Linked DNA regions of Mus musculus: region 1 is linked to region 2. The links are chromatin loops, found by intact Hi-C in ENCODE. Cell type or tissue: gastrocnemius. All regions are shown on one strand.

Region 1 (8,000 bases), 430 kb before region 2:
AACGACACACATGTGGTGGTATACGATGGAGATGACCTGGGCAGCTTCTATGCACCCAGAGTCTGGTGGATGTTTCGTGTGTTTGGCCACCGCACAGTGTCAGTGCTCAATGGTGGCTTCCGGAACTGGCTGAAGGAGGGCCACCCGGTGACATCTGAGCCCTCGAGGCCAGAGCCAGCCGTTTTCAAAGCCACACTGAATCTCTCCCTGCTCAAGACCTATGAGCAGGTCCTAGAGAATCTCCAGTCTAAAAGGTTCCAGCTGGTGGACTCTCGGGCCCAAGGACGGTACCTGGGCACACAACCGGAGCCGGATATAGTAGGTAGGTGTTCCAGTGGCCCTTGGGAGGATTGCACAACAAAAGGATGGGGAATCAAAAAACCCCTGGATCCCTCAGGCCCTCTAGGTAGACTTGTCTTTCCATCTGTAAAATGGGAGGGTACGGCCAACCTTGAAGTCTTTTATAGCGCTCATACATGGGGGCCCTGTGTGCCATAGCCGGGTGCTAACAAGCTGCCCCTATTAGGTGACTGGGGTCCTGTCCATCCATGGTCCACTTCCAGGCACCAGCGCTCCCACATGCAGTAGATGTACGAAAAGGTGTTCTCTCCACAAGCAGTCATTTGTATGGCTGCACAGAGGTCTACAAATCTCTTCCCACTCTCTCCATCCCAGAAGCCCTTTCAAATATCAACAAGGCCCTTCTGAGCTCTTCTGGGACCCTGGCTAGTGTCTGTGAAAGGCACCTCAGTTCATAACCTCAGCAAGTGGCTGCGACCTGTCTGTTACAGCAGCTATCAGCCAGGGAAATGGACGGGATGAAATACCTGACTTAGATGAAGCACTGGGGGATTGTTACTTGGTCAGTTAAGTGGTAGAATCTGGATTTGAACCTGGTATCATTTTGTTTTAACCCAGGGTTCGAAATCCAGATATAAATCCATTCAGTCCCACCACCATTTCCTAGGGTTCAGGGGCTCCTCCTGTGCTAGGTATTCCTGGAAAGATGGCCCCTTGGGTCCCCTTTGGTATGTGTGAGAAAGCCTGAAGAAGTCTGTATAGTTTAGGAGTCAGGAAAAAATAAACTCAGGAGATGAAATGCTGCTTTCTAGAGGCGCCTGACCAGAGGCAACCCCAAGTTTTGGCCCACCTCACCTCTCTCTCTCTCTCTCTCTCTCTCTCTCTCTCTCTCTCTCTCTCTCTCTCTGCCTCCCTCATCAGTAAGACTTAACTCCAGGATACATTTTGCCTAACTTGTTTCAAAATGTTGCCTAAAAAGTTTCAAAACTTGCCTACAAAGTTTCAAAAACTTGTCTCTTCCTTTCTGCCAGCTGATGTCAGCAACCCTGTTTTTACAGTCTTAGTACTAAATTCTCATCCCACTGGACAGAGGGGGCCTTGGCACACAGGCAGCAGTAGATCAAGGCCACACATGGAGTTGGCAGAGGCTGGCATTGCTCCAGTCTCACTCTCTCCAGGCCTTTGATTTCTCCCGCCTGCTTGGCTCTGGGAAGGTCAGAGGAGAAAGATGCATGCTTGTTAGGCACTTTCCAGAGACTCTGAACCTGGGATGCCTCCTGGTCTTGACTCAAAACCCCATTTTCTTCTTGGAACTGAAACTGGAGGAAGGGAGAGTGGAGCTGGCCATTGGGCTTTCCTGGCTGCAAACCAAGAAATGAGTGATAATGGGGCCCAGACATAGCGTCCTATCATTTTACAGACGAGGAAAGTCGGGGCTTGTAGAGGGGACACAGGCTGCCTGAGTTCTAAGGTCCCTCTCTTCTCTCTGACTCTTCCTACCTTTTCTGATTGCCCTGAAGTGCCAGGGAGACTGGGTTCTCATTCCAGCTCAGCCACTTTTATGTGGAGGGTTCAGCCCAACTGCTTGACCTTGCATTTCCTGGTTGTTGATAAACAAGCAGAGGTCCCCAGCCCTGTCACAGTACATGGCTTTTGTTTCAGGGGCTCTTTGGAGGGGACGGCACTGGGCAAAGTCCAGGGGCCATCTAGACAGGCAGGGAGGGGCTACTTGACCCATTCTGTGAGAGGATTTGCTGGACACAAATGCACACCACCAAGGTCATGGTCTGCTCTGTGGGATGGGTTCGGGGAGGTTCCTCCGGGTTCAGCAGTCCAGATACAAAGCATGGGATGTGGGGGGTGGGGAGGCCTTGACTGGGTGTTCCTGAAGGTACTGAGAGTGGCAGAAATGAAAAGCAGGTCTTCAGAGACCCAGTGGCAACTTCCTGCCCTGGGGGGTGGGAGTGGGAGTAGGGGGGAGGGGCAGTTGCCTGCCCCTCAGGCCTTCATGCGCCTTCCAGAGTCCTGAGTAAGCATGCAGAATAAAAAAAAGAATATTCAGATGCAGCTGTGTGTCACACAGGCAGGAACACTAGCAAACAAAGACAGATGTAAGTCAGGCCCCCAGAGTCTGGGCAACCAGAGTAAGTAGGAAGGATCACAGAGAAGAGAGGCATCTTAGAATTCAGGGATCTCTAGGGCCTTTGCCAGTAGTAGGTTGTCTCCCAACTCCAAGCCTCAGTTTTCCTCATCTATAAAATGGGAATTCTGCATTTGGACCCGGTGGCACTCATTTCTCAGTTGTTGAGCCTGGGTACCTGTGACCTTGTTATTTCACCTAGGGGTGGGTGAGGAGGAGGAGAGAGGAGGGTACTGGTCCATGCTGAGGACTTTGATTTGCAGACCCCTTGCTTCTAGAATCTTCAGTAGTCTTGTAGAGGCTCTGGCCCCACTCTACTGAGGTCTGCAGGCCCCAAAGTAAGGCTTGCCTAAAGCTGCCGTGGAGAGTGGAGTGAGCAAACATGAGGACAGAGGCAGGAGAGGTCACCACTCCATGTGGTTGCTATGTACGAAGGAGGAACCCCTCTGCCTAGGGCCCCGCCTTTTGGGCCACAGCCAGGGTGCCTTTGGGATTGGATTCCCTATCTTTGGGATGAAAGCCAGGAAGGTCCAAACAGGTTTTCCTGGGCTCCAACAACCGTGCCCATCCATGCCCTGAGGGCTCTTAACGTGCCTCCTGACTTGAATGAAAGCTACTAAGCCAAGCCTGGAACACACGTTCCTAGACTTCTAGGCTATTGGGGGACACCAGAAGTCAGCTCGGTAATACCTTACCCCAGCCTTCTTTTCTAGGGGAGCTCATAATGACTAAAAACCATAGGCTTTGGAGTCTGACTTGATTTCCCATGCCTCTGTTATGAGGGAAGTTATCAAATCTCTCTGTGCCTGGAATCCCCATTAGATCTGGGAGGAAAGTCTCTTCAGTTTTGTGAGGAACGAGGGAGATATAATTCTCTATAGAACCCACTTTTGGGGTGCTGGCTGCAGAGGGGAGGAGAAGCCTGCTTCTAGCTGCAAGGCCGTCCTCTGGTTGGCAGTGTTCCAGAGTTCTCTGGCCTGGGCCCATGGGATCCCTGGCTGTCCCTCTGCACAAAGGCTGTGACTTCTGTTTCTGTAAAGTCCCCAGGCAGAGGCTGGGGAGGTGGCTCAGTGTGGAAACTGCTTGCCTCGTGACCATGAGGACCTGAGTTAGATCCTCCAATCCACTTAGTGACTATTGCTCAGGACTCCAGCACTGGGGGAGGCAGAGATGGGCAGATCTCTGGGACTCGCTGCAACCAGCCTTACTAAAACAGCAAGTTCCAGGGGCATGAACATCAGCCTAGGTGGTCCTCTGACATCCATGTGCTCCTTGACCCTTTCACCCACAGACAGACAGACAAACAGACAGACAGACAGACCCTGGGCCTTCCTAGCACAGTGGCCATTGCTACCTCCTCTGGCTGGTGCCAAGGCTTCTCAGTGTCTTTAGCTTCATCCTTACTTAGACAAGGCCCCCTTTATAGACTCAAGACAGCACCAAAGTTGGTTATGTCACCGACAAGAAGAAAACAGCCCTCAGAGGCTTGGTGCAAATGATCGCTCCCTACAGTGCCTGCAGGAAACTGCTGTATCCTGAGAGTTAATATCCACAGGCCAGCTGCTCCTCACTGGCAGGGTTACACAGAACTGGTTTCAGGTCACAGCAGGAAGACGTGTCTAGATGTCACACTGTATTATGCAAGCAGGGACATGTGTTCAGTCAGGGGACTGCTTGTGATAGTGATTCTAGAATCTTCTTTGGATTGACAGGGTTTCCATGTTGCTGCATGTACCCGACGAGTATTCGCTGTAAGCCCCATTCCTCTGCTTCCTACCACACCCACTATGCTGTTTCCATCTTGCCCCATGGTCCAAGTGTAATGGCTTGGTGGGGACTTGGGGAACCTGAAAAAGATGGAGGCAGTTCTGGCGTGGGCCGTACTCTCAGTACTGTCAGTGGAGGGGTGCAGGTGCCCAGGGAAGAAAGAAGTGACTGAGCATGAAGGGACTGACAGAGCGTGGGTCCTTTGGGTGCCACCAGGCAGCCATGGCCCCTCTCCACTGTTTCCGTTTTTATCAGTTTGATGTTTTCACATGAGGTCTCACTCAATAGCCCAGACTGACCTGTAGCTCACTATATAGACCAGGCTGGCCTCTAACTATGGATCCTCCTGCCTCAGCCTCCAGCATGCAAGGACAACAGCTGTGAGTGACCGCCCACTCTGACTTTTCCAAAGCCACACTGGGTGTGTCCTGCCTCCCCTCTGCTGTGCTATGCTTACACTTCAGAGGTGCGCGTGCGTGGAGGGAGCTGAACAACCACTGTCACTAGAGGGACCACAGCATGGGGGCAGGCATCATTCGGATTCAATATTATCCATGTCATTTGCCCTTGCCCAGGGGCATTCACTCCCCATGGGGACACTGAGGTGCAGAGGTGGCTGAAAATCAGTGTAGTAAATGGATGAGATGGGATTTGAACACGTACCTGATAGGAGATCCCCTTCTGTTTTCACAACTATGTGCCTCACAGAAACATGACTGGGTGTGGTCCTGGGTCGGCCTGTCCTCTGTGTCTTTAGCTGAGACATTTCATGTCAGTGCACCTCAGCATTTTCAATTGTAAAATAAATTCACAGGAGAGCTTCTTTAACGACTCACAAAGCTAGGCAGCTTTGGCTCTCTTGCAAACGGCTGCCTGGGGAAGTGGGGGCACAAAGTTTCTGTCCGCCATGTCCCTGGCAGCATCAAATTGAATAGAGTCTATGTAAATTCACCCCGTCTGCTTTCCCCAGTAATCCTGGGACATAGATGTGTACTACTGAACCCATTTCACAGGTGAGAAAACACAAAGTACAGAAGGCAGAGGTAATTCCCAGAAGACTAGGGGACAAACTAGGAGGGCCTGCAATGCACACAGATGTCCTCTCAAGAAGAAGTGACTTGGAACATCCTTCCATCAAGACAGATCTTGGGACAGGGGCGGCAGGCTTGGGTCTTACAGTTTGAGTGTTGACGATAAGCAGAGCCAGCAAGAAATTGAGTTGCCAAGAGAGCAAAGACATTACTTCTTTTGGTGATGGCCCCCAGATCCTCTAGTTTCCACCTTCCATGCCTCCCCTAATTCATATTCTCTATTACTGCCCAGGACTAGACTCGGGCCACATCCGTGGCTCAGTCAACATGCCCTTCATGGACTTCCTGACGAAAGATGGCTTCGAGAAGAGCCCAGAGGAGCTGCGTGCCATATTCCAGGACAAGAAGGTGGACCTCTCACAGCCCCTCATTGCCACGTGCCGCAAGGGGGTCACTGCCTGTCACGTTGCCCTGGCTGCCTACCTTTGTGGCAAACCCGATGTGGCTGTTTACGATGGCTCCTGGTCAGAGTGGTTCCGCAGGGCACCCCCAGAGACCCGTGTGTCCCAGGGGAAGAGTGGGAAGGCCTGAGTGTGTGCAGCCTCCTCCTCTGCCCACCCAATCCAGCCAGTTCCCTTCAGGGAGGTTGGTGTGACCTGCTGTAGGTTCACCTTTTAGGCTACGGATATTGACAGGGTTTTAGAATTGCTCTTGGTGCCTCCCTCCCTCCCTCCCTCTACATTGGAATAAAGTGCCTTTTCTCAGAAGTGTGTCTGCCTCCTTGCCCGGGTTCCACACTGCCCTGTACCTTTGCCAACCTTCAACCATGAAGGCCACACAGAAGACGCCTGGCCCTCTCCTGCATTGTGTGGCAGACTTTTCCTAAGATAATACACACATCTACTCACCCCAGAAAGGGAATCCGGGACAGACCAAAGCATGGTTACCAGACAGAATTGAAACTATGTTTCAGAATTGAAACATTTCCTACAGATGTGCTTTTCTTTTGTTCGTTTTGTCTTGTTTGAGGGGGTGGGATGTCTCAAGCCAAGGTACAACTTGTTGAACCAAGAAGTTTTTACTGGAGTTATTCAGGGTAGCAAGTGTAAATGGTCACTCATTAGGGATAACTCAGAAGCAGGTGTGTCACCATAGCCCACCCCACTGTGGGGGACAATTCACAGAAGCTGCATCCCTGGAGCTCTGCACAGCTTCCAGACTTACCCCAGGGTAAGACAATCTGCAACTCTGCTGGTCTCAGGGCCCTCCCCAGCACTTTTGACTTTTGACTCCGTGTTGTACTGCTGTAGAGGGAGCACAGGACTTTCAAATTTTTGTTCTTCCAGACACGTGACCTCTATTTACCTCTTGAGACTCACAAACATTGTTTCAATTTTGTCAGGTAGCACTAGTCAGGGATGATAGAGGATACTGAGAGTACCTGAGAGGACATAGGAAGGAGAACGAGGAAGGCAGAGAGAGAGAAAGAGAGAGATGAAGTAGAAGCTAGCCCAGTCCTGAGCCTTCAGCTGGCTATCTGCTCCATGCCCAGTGAGTCTTGAGGAAGAGAAAAAGTAGCCTTCTGAATGCTGCCCAAAGAATGCCTACACACCTGCTCAGAAACGGGCAAAGGGGAGATGGTCTTGGCCTTGACTCCCTTGCTGCCTCTGAATAGACTCTCTGGGGATGATGGAGGGTGAGGCAGCCGTGGAGGGGGTCTGCAAGCCTGGCAGCAGCAAGCTGCCATAGGTGAGCATTTCATGAAGAGGCAGATGGCATTTTTTTTTGTGGTTTTAGAACTTTATTGTAGAAAAGCAGGGAGAAATAGAGAAGGTAGAGAGAGGGAGAGAGGCTGGCCATGGCCACGTGGAGAGAGGGGGGAAGAAAGAGAGCAGACAGGTCATTGTTGACGCGTTTTAAGTTCTCCAAAAACAAGCTTTGAGACTGTGGGGTGAAATTCAGTCTCTTCTGGAGAGTCTGGGTCTTTCCTGTCCAGCCTTCCAGAGTGAAAGGGGGATCTGGAGGGCTAAGATCATATTAGGAAGGTAGCCCCACCCAGTGCTGGGGCAAAAGGGGCTCAGGAGATGCTGGGGCGGGGCTCTGAGGCTGCAGGCCAGGCCTTTCTCCTCCTCACACTGGCTTACCCCTCTTGGAACCTGGATGGGCCCAAGCATCTTTGGGGCAGAAGGACAAGTAGCCTTCTCCTGCTTTTCCCACCTCAATTTCTCACCTCAATTGCTCTCTCAGCATAATCTCAAGGCAGGAACAGAGTCTGGGAGGTGAACAGAAAGAAGTCCTGCAGCAGGCCCCTGAGGGCATCTGGGGAAAGGAGACACTGGCTCATAGGGAGGACAGTACAGAGACCCTGAGGCCACTGTGCATAGCTGGAGCCGTGGTCGAATCAGCAGAATGCAAGGATCCATGGCAGAGGAAAGGGAACATGTTAACTAGGGCTCTTCGGGTCAAGAGGATGACTCTGGCCTTTACTCTAGTTAAGATGGGCTGGTACAGGGAGGTTTTGAACAGGGAGAGGATGCCATTTGGGACAGGTTTGGCAGGGACCTATGGCTATGGGGCTGAGAGAAGTCTTCAAGGGGATTTGACTCACAGGGTCCAATGTGGCCTTCTGTGGTATGTGCCTTCCTGTTCCCTTAGAATGAGGTCTGGATGTGTGACTTGTTTATAGCCAACAAAACAAGGCAAAGTGGGTGGGAAGCCACTCCCAGGACTCCACATAACAAGGCTGATGTCTATTTCTTTTC
Region 2 (8,000 bases):
AGATTTAGAGTCCATAAAAACCACTGTCTAATCCTGCATCTGATGCCTGCTCTGTGAGCTACCTACCCAAACGCTCAGAGCCTCCTTCTCCATCTATTAGAAAACTCACAGAACGGTCATTTTAAAAGTCATTTGTGGAAAGCACTTAGCACCTTGACTGGAATACAGTCAGCACTCGGTAAATGTTATATCCCTCTCTACGGCACTGTGGGTTCCATTAGAACATGCACTTCCCTTATCTAGACAGATGTTTTATCAGAACAGAACAGTATAGCACAGGCTGGGGCCTCTCACTTCCAGATGTGACTTGTAGGAATGCATAGGAGGGCCTAGCAGGCTCTTACAGTTTACTTCCATCAGCATGGGAGTTCTCTGAAACAAGAATCAGCTCTGCCCAGCGTTAAACATGAGATCCTAATGCAAGGGGGGGGGGGGACTCTTAGCCATGCAGAGAGAATATCTTCTTGCCTGCTGTCTCCAGTCCTTTCATTTCTTTACTTAGTCAACAAATCCTTATTAAGTGCACACTCTGTGCCTAAGGTTCCATGTACTGCCAGAAACACGAATCAAGTAAGTACTCGGGTAATACAAATGTCAAAAGGACAAGACACTGGGAGACGATAGGATCGAGAGTAGACACCTGCCTTGTTTGCCTGCTTTCCGCTCCTGGTCAAACGTCACTTTTTAAAATATTTTTAATATGTATAGATGCTTTGCCCGCATGTCTGTCCATGCACCACTTCCATGTCTGCTATCCACAAATGCCAGAAAAGAGCACTGGATCCCCTACAACTGGTTGTGAGCCACTATCTGGGTACTTCGAACCAAACCTGGGTACTCAGAGAGAGCAGTTGAGCCATTTCTCTGACCCCCAAATGTCACTTCTTAGGAGACACCTTCCCTTCCACGCCAGTCTTCCTCTCATTTCACACAGAACACCCCGAGGGGATGAAGCACACCTCTCTCATTTGCTAGAAGAAACCCTGACGGAGCAGGTACAGGGAGGGTCTGCCTCTCATGCCTTTTGGCCAAGCGTAAGGTTTATACTAAAGCCTGTTAAGCTGTGCTAGTGTGTGGCACATGTCTTTGATCCCAGCACCCAGGAGGCACAGGCAGGTGAATCTCCATAAACAGGAGGTCATTTTGGTCTACATAGCAAAATCTGGGCTGGCCAAAGATACGAATTGAGACCCTGCCTCAAAATAAATAAATAAATAAATAAATAAATAAATAAATAAATAAATAAATAGAATGATGTAATCATAAAACTCGAGGCTTTGAAACATAAATCCCTATGCTAGCCTTAACCATTATGAGCCATAATGAGTTCTTTACTCAATTTCTCAAGGAGATTTTGTGCCTTTCCAAGCTAGACAGACTGTGAAAAACCTTTTGCTAAAAGAGGCCCCAGTTTCCAACTTTCTGACAAGAATGTAAACTTTGGCTTGAGACAGGATCTCATATAGCCCAGGCTGGCCTTGAACCTCAGTCTGAAAATGGCCTTAACTTCTGATCTCCCTATCTCTACTTCCTGGGTGCTGAGATTACCAGTATATACCAACATGCCTGGGTGCTGGGAATCAAACCCAGGAGGGATGTAGGTGAGTCTTTTTTGTTATTTCCTGTCTCTAAAAGCAGGTTCTAACCGCCTTAGGTCCACAAAACACTTCTTGGGCACACTCTAGAAAAATGCCACCCCACAAGAGTGACACAGAACTGCAGAATTGTAGTTGGGGGGGAGAGGTGGCAGGGACCCTCATGAGAGAACAAGCTGCGCGGTGAGCAGAGAATGAGGCAGGACCCTCCAAATCGCTCTCCATCTGAGAGAGCAGAACAGCTGGGCCACAACAGGGGAAAGATGACTAAACTCCAACGACAAGCTGTAGCAGATGGCCTCTGGGAGCCACTGCAAAAAGAAAGGGGAAAGGAGAGAGGCATGATGGGAGCAGTTCAGCAAAGATACATGCCTCTTTATATTTTAAGGCATTTTGATTTTCTACTGATCTGGGCTCTTGCTATGGAGCCCAGGCTAGCTTCAGGTCTGCCCAGGCTGACCTCCCATTTGCAGCAATCCTTCTGTCTCAAGTTTTCAGGTGTTGGGAGCTCAGGATCAGCTGGACAATTCAGTGAGAACTTGCTTAACAACTGTTTAAGTCCGAAGGATGGCTGTTTTCAAAGCAAGTGACTTTTCTCACAATCTCCAACTTCACCAGCTTCTGTCGTTATGATCCCTCCCCTTCAGTTTCAGAGTAGAGGGATCCCAGAACATGCTGCAACTAACTCTTAAAGACATACAAACAAACACACACACACACACACACACACAATAGGACCCAGACAGTGACAGTAAACCTTTGGGGCAGAAAGTACAGCAAGTGTGGGACCTGCTGGGAGAGGAATGAGAGCAGGGTCGTGGTGGCCAGAGCAGAGGTTGTTCAGAAGGGCAGGGAGATGTCAGGCCACATCTTCCCTCGGAAGTGTGGGAAGAGCTTTGAGCATCCTGAGGAGCAACCCACTGGGAGTATGAATGGTTCGAACAATGAGGGAGATGGTACTATGAGGGCAGACAGCACTCAGGTACGGCTGAAGTTACAACACAGACAGGCTAGTCCCAATGTGGTGGGAAATTTAAGTTAATGACGAGGACCCAGCAGGACCCACCAAATCCTGAGAACACAAATTGGGGAAACGGGAAGGCAAGCTCATTGGTAAATTAGTGAAATGGGTAATCCCACCAACATTACCATTTCCAACACAGGTAGAGGCCAAATCACCTGATCAAATTCATCCCAGTGGTATCCACGGTAAGGACCCGAATGTGGAAATGTCCTTTGACAACCATTTATTTTACAATTTATTATCTAGCATTTCCAGTTTCATTAAGGGAGGAGGGGAGAGAGATGTCAGATATGAAGGCCATAAAACTACACTTGGCTGACCCTGGACACCACATGTATCTAAGATGTTTTTTTTTTTTCTTTTTTTAAAGATGTATTTTCTAATCAAGGAGATCTGCTGAGAAACTATCAAGGAAACATAAACAGCAGGCAGAAGGGACCAGCTTTTTAAAAAACGCCCATCCCGAGTCTCTTTCCAGACGGCTGCAGGGGGTGGAAGACGCCAAGAGGTCACACTGACCCGCACCCTGTGAACTGTGATGATCAATTAAGACGTAGCTTGGATAGCCCCGATCTGAATATCGATTTAGAGCGAGGCACTCTAAATCTGCTTTAAAAAATAGCGACCAGAAATCTCCGTTGAAAGACGCTTGTGACCTGTGGGACAAAGGTTTGAGTCCTAGCGGGCACCCCGAAGCTCTAGCAACCCGGACTAGGCAGGTCATTTGCCACCCTGCGTTGGGGCCACAAGTGACAAGCACACGAAACGCGCCGGGCCACTCTCCAGATAACGATCAGCCAGACCGACGACCACGCTGGGGCCAGCGAGCGCGGCGGGGCATTGTGGGAGGCAGAGGAGGCGAGCCTGGCGCGAAGCATTATGGGACACCGCGGGGACAGCTCCGACTCCCCGCCCCGGCTTCTCTGGCCCCGAGCGTGACCACGATTCAGTTCTGAACCTCTCCGGGCGTCCCCAGACGCCACTGACGTAATCCCCTCACTTGTGTCTGGCACCTCAGGGGCGAACGAGGATTTTTTTTTTTTTTTTTTTTAAAGCCGAGAGCTGTGACACACTTCCGGTTGTGTCTCACTTTACGGCTTGACATTTTTCCGCTGACTAAGAAGGAAGTGGTAGGGCCATTTACGACAGCGCTGGTCGCCGTTTACGGCACCGGCCCCTGCGCGCGCATCTTCCCTCCTGCCTTGACTCCTCGGAGTATCCCGGCAATCGCAGTTTTTTCCCCGGGCCATCTGTCGCCATCCGGGCCCGTGAAGGCTTTTGCAGGTGAGCGGCTTGTTTCGTGGGACCCTGCGGACCTCGCGAGCCAGCCTGGGCTAGACGTGGCTTCGGGAGCTCCCGGAAGAGCCTTCCTTTACGTCCTGTCGCCTGTGCCCCTCCGCTGGGCGGGGCGGGAATTGGCCCCCGGTGGTCCCAGGCACGACTCAGAATGCAGGACACCGGACCTTGTGTGTGGATCCCTCGCTCGGCGCTCTGCTCAGCGCCGTGGGGTGGGTTGTGGGGCGACGTAGCCTCCTCTAGGGGTTCGAACAGATTGTTTCTGTGCTCCGAAATGGGGGGCTGAGAGTAGGTTCCAGCTCTGATCGGAAACGGAGCCCAGGAGTTAATGGCCCCCACCTGTAGTGTCCCCAGTGACCCACACTGTATTGTGGCCAATACAGCTGTCGCGCCGTTTTACTTTTCCCCTACTGCTTTCTTTCTGATTCACGTGTGCAGTAGCCGAAGGACCAAACCCTGTCCATCCAGGGAGATAGATGATGATGCACATCAGGCCTTGAGCCATCTTGAACTTGTGACAACTCAAGTTTACAGTTGCTTTGGGGGCAGCCTGTTGGGTATGGCTTAAAGCCCCAGGTGGTCAGGCTGCCAGCTACCCACAGTATAACCAGAAGGAGGTCGGGCCTAAGTAGACAGCCTTGGAAACTTTTTGAAGGGATGGGCAGATGGACTCCTTAAGTTAGCAGAGCTAGCTTTGTGTCTCAAAGATGGGGTGTGTGGTAGCAGTCGGTGGTAAAGCGTCCAGCACAGCACCCCAACATCCTGGGGCCTCTTACTTCATGTCAGCTGTTTGAAGGCCACCACACCCCACCACCACCACCTCACCCTCTCTCCCACAACCCCGTGTTCTTCCTACAACTTAGCATACGTTCATATTTGGAGGGTGAAGCTCCTGGGTTTACTCTTGTCCGTGTCACCTAAGTATCACCAGCTTCCGTGTGTCAGAGGAGGAGGAGAGGCTACTGAGCTCTAATGGTGGACAATTTCAGGTTTCTTGTGTGTGGTCAATGCATGGGTTTTTTTTTTTTCCTTTTGTTGTTTGCTTTGGTTTTTGATGGGAAGTGTCCAGCAAGCCCCTGGATTATACAGCTATTAGCTTTTACTTTCCTAAAATGAGCTGTGGTATATACTATATACTGCGGGGCCAAAGCTACACTGCCTGTGTTCAAATTTTCTTACCCAGAAAATGGGACTGGCCCCACGGGATTGTCCGAAGGGTTTAGTGAGCGCGTGTGCTGTAAGCGGTCAGAACAGTGTCCTGGTGCTCCTGCGTATGGACATTTGACACTCGGCCGCTTTTGCTCTGAAGTTTGTGACCACCTTGGTCACCAATGGTCCTTTTGCTTGGCTGCATGCACTGTACAGGACTTGTGCTGATGGAAAATTGGAAGGGTGGGGTCTGATTGAGGGTTCAGGGGATGGTCTTGTTTGGTTGGTTTTAGTCCTTTATTTTTAGGATTTTGTTGTTGCTGTCTGTGTATGCACGTGTGTGGGAGTTTGTGCTGTGGCATTCTGCTGGAGAAGGCCACGTGTGGGGGTCTGTTCTCACTTTCCACTTTGGTTCCACCTTTACTTGTGGCACCATCTCAGCAGCCCGAGGGTCTTTAAAGCACTGTGTGCCGGTGCCTTTGTGTAACTGAGTGGTAATTGTGCAGGGTGACAATCACCAAGACTTTGACCGAGGCCCTCTGATGGAGACTGGGTTTAGAGACATTTGCTGTTGGGTGCTTTGGTGAAGGTGTTTCGGGGAATTCACTACTCTTACCTCCTTGAATAATTGAAGACACCTTTATCATATGTTCTACTGAGAAAGACGGGACACCCCATCAAGGAAAGGCACAGCTTCATTGCAAAGATGTTCACCAAAGAACCTGTCCTAGAATCAGTGAGACATAGGAAAATGTCGCTGGTGTTGGCAGGGTTCTGCGTTTTGAGTGTTCTTTGAACAGTTTACAGGAAAACCCTGTCCACAGTGCTCGAGAGCCAGGGTGCACCTCTGCAGTGCAGCTTCAGTGGAGGGTGGAGTGTTTGGAACTTGGCGGCCTTCCTTCTGAAACTTCTCACACTGCTTGTGTTCACAGGTTTTAGAAGATGGCGAAGTTCATGACACCTGTGATCCAGGACAACCCCTCAGGCTGGGGTCCCTGTGCCGTTCCTGAGCAATTTCGGGATATGCCCTACCAGCCATTCAGCAAAGGAGATCGGCTGGGAAAGGTATTGGGTCCCTTCAGCTGGGGCAGCTACTCCACAGTTCCCCACTGCCTTTCTAGTCTCTTGATGGATATCCTTCCTTTGGGGCTACCACCTAAGGAAGGCCCTGACCTCCAGAATGAGTCAGAGCCAGGGTAGCCACGTGCAGAGCATCAGAGGCGACACTGATGCCTTTTGTCGCTGTCGATGTCAGCAGAAGTCTACTCGCCTGACCTGTTGTCTTCCTTGTCCCTCACAGGTTGCAGACTGGACAGGGGCCACATACCAGGACAAGAGGTACACAAGTAAGTGGTCCTCGGCGGCCCGTCCACATCTGGGTCTTGGGAAGCTCATTACTTTTTTCAGTAAGCCCCACATGAAAGGTTTTTAGAAAGGAAAGGAAATGGTAATGGTAGTTATTGGAAGTATATTCTGGAATAGAGTGTACACAAACCATGATTTTTAGTCCCAGGATGGCCAGAGATTCCTGAAAGCTACTTTGCATTCTGTTGCTTGGGACTTCTGGAGCCATCAATCCATGGACTCTCGGCTCTGAGCCTTAGTTTTAAGGTTCTGGTAAGGGAGGCCGCTTTCCCTGGTGCCAGTTAGATGTTTGGAAGTGGCTGCCTAGAGTACCAAGTTAAAGTGGATGAGGTCCAAAAGAGGCTGTCGGGGTGGAAGGCTGTGTCCGCAGCTCTGGGTGATGGCTGGGGTGGTGGTACAGCTCAGATTCTTACATGACCACGCAGAGGTACAGCGGGGTAGTGGCATCCTTGGGCTCTTGGTAAGTTGTTTAGACCCAAGCTCTTAAACCTTAAATGTGAGTGTGAATCATGAATCACCTGAGAGCATGTTTAAATACAGGTTCCCATCTGTCAGGTCTGGGCAGGGGCGGTGAGTCTACCCATCTCACAAGCTTCTGGCCAGTGCTTCAGGTCAGGAGCACACTTAGGCGAGTGGGGTCGAAGCCTGGCATGCACCATGAGCACGACACTCACTGTGTAGGTAGCACTTAGCACACACTGTCACCTTTGCCTGCAGACAAGTATTCCTCTCAGTTCGGTGGGGGAAGTCAGTATGCATATTTCCATGAGGAGGATGAGACAAGCTTCCAGCTGGTGGACACGGCACGGACACAGAAGACCGCCTACCAGCGGAACCGGATGAGATTCGCACAGGTAGGCCACGGCTGGCAGCCCACACTCAGCTCTCACTGAGAGCAGAAGTTCCTGCTGCTCAGCCGCCATCTTGGGAATACTGATGAGAAAGGAAAGGCTTACAGACCTTTGGCCAATCCCAAGTGGCAGTTTAGTGACCAGTTGTGTCAGAATAATGTGAAACGGGTCTAGGAATACATTGAAGGAGTTTAGATTTTTGTTCACAGTAGTTCAGACATCACACAGCTGTGCTGGGAACCCAGTGCCTTGCTGACTTGTCATGTACAACCTTTGTTAATTACATGGTTTGGTAGGGTGCCTCCTGCTACATAATGTTGCAAACTTTGCAACTCCAATAAAACTAGTAAACCCACATTAAAGTGGGAATGACAGTCCAAGCTAACACAAGTGCTACTCCCCTTAGCCCAAATTCTGTAGTCGCTGTAGAGTAAAAGTAAAGAGATGTGAAACTTAGAACTCACGCCGTAAACTTACTCTCAAGATACCATGAGCCTTGTCTCCGAGGGGCTAACATGGGTCTCTTCCTGCTCCCCAGCGCAACCTCCGCAGAGACAAAGATCGGAGGAACATGGTGCAGTTCAACCTACAGACCCTGCCCAAGAGTGCCAAGCAGAAAGAGAGGTGAGCGTCCCTTCCTGCCAAGTCAGAGTTATGTTCCCAAATGGGCTGTACTCAAAATCACAGAGCAGGGCAGGGACTGGCTATCTTTCACTCTTG

The links. Peaks named below come from ENCODE experiments on the same cell type or tissue, not always from the same donor. Only the 100,000 strongest peaks of a DNase experiment are listed, where the experiment ranks them.
Region 1: it touches region 2 in a loop (2.4-fold over the local background); 2 of 42 quality-filtered maps call a loop at or near these places.

What each region holds. Positions count from the first base shown.
Region 1 is chr15:78,397,561-78,405,560 of GRCm38, reverse strand. Tst (thiosulfate sulfurtransferase, mitochondrial) reads left to right here. Exons shown (of 2, transcript NM_009437.5): 1 at 1-322; 2 at 5,531-6,005. The coding sequence ends at 5,829. Among named protein-coding and RNA genes, the nearest start is that of Tst, 4.3 kb to the left of the region's middle. In gastrocnemius, no CTCF peak of the experiment used is centred here; DNase peaks (open chromatin) are centred at 2,024, 2,937, 3,416, 4,007 and 1 more place; H3K4me3 peaks cover 2,055 bases; H3K27ac peaks cover 4,814 bases.
Region 2 is chr15:77,966,586-77,974,585 of GRCm38, reverse strand. Eif3d (eukaryotic translation initiation factor 3, subunit D) reads left to right here and starts at 3,762. Exons shown (of 15, transcript NM_018749.2): 1 at 3,762-3,903; 2 at 5,997-6,129; 3 at 6,365-6,410; 4 at 7,147-7,283; 5 at 7,819-7,904. The coding sequence starts at 6,007. In gastrocnemius, no CTCF peak of the experiment used is centred here; DNase peaks (open chromatin) are centred at 3,510, 3,784 and 4,444; H3K4me3 peaks cover 2,712 bases; H3K27ac peaks cover 2,501 bases.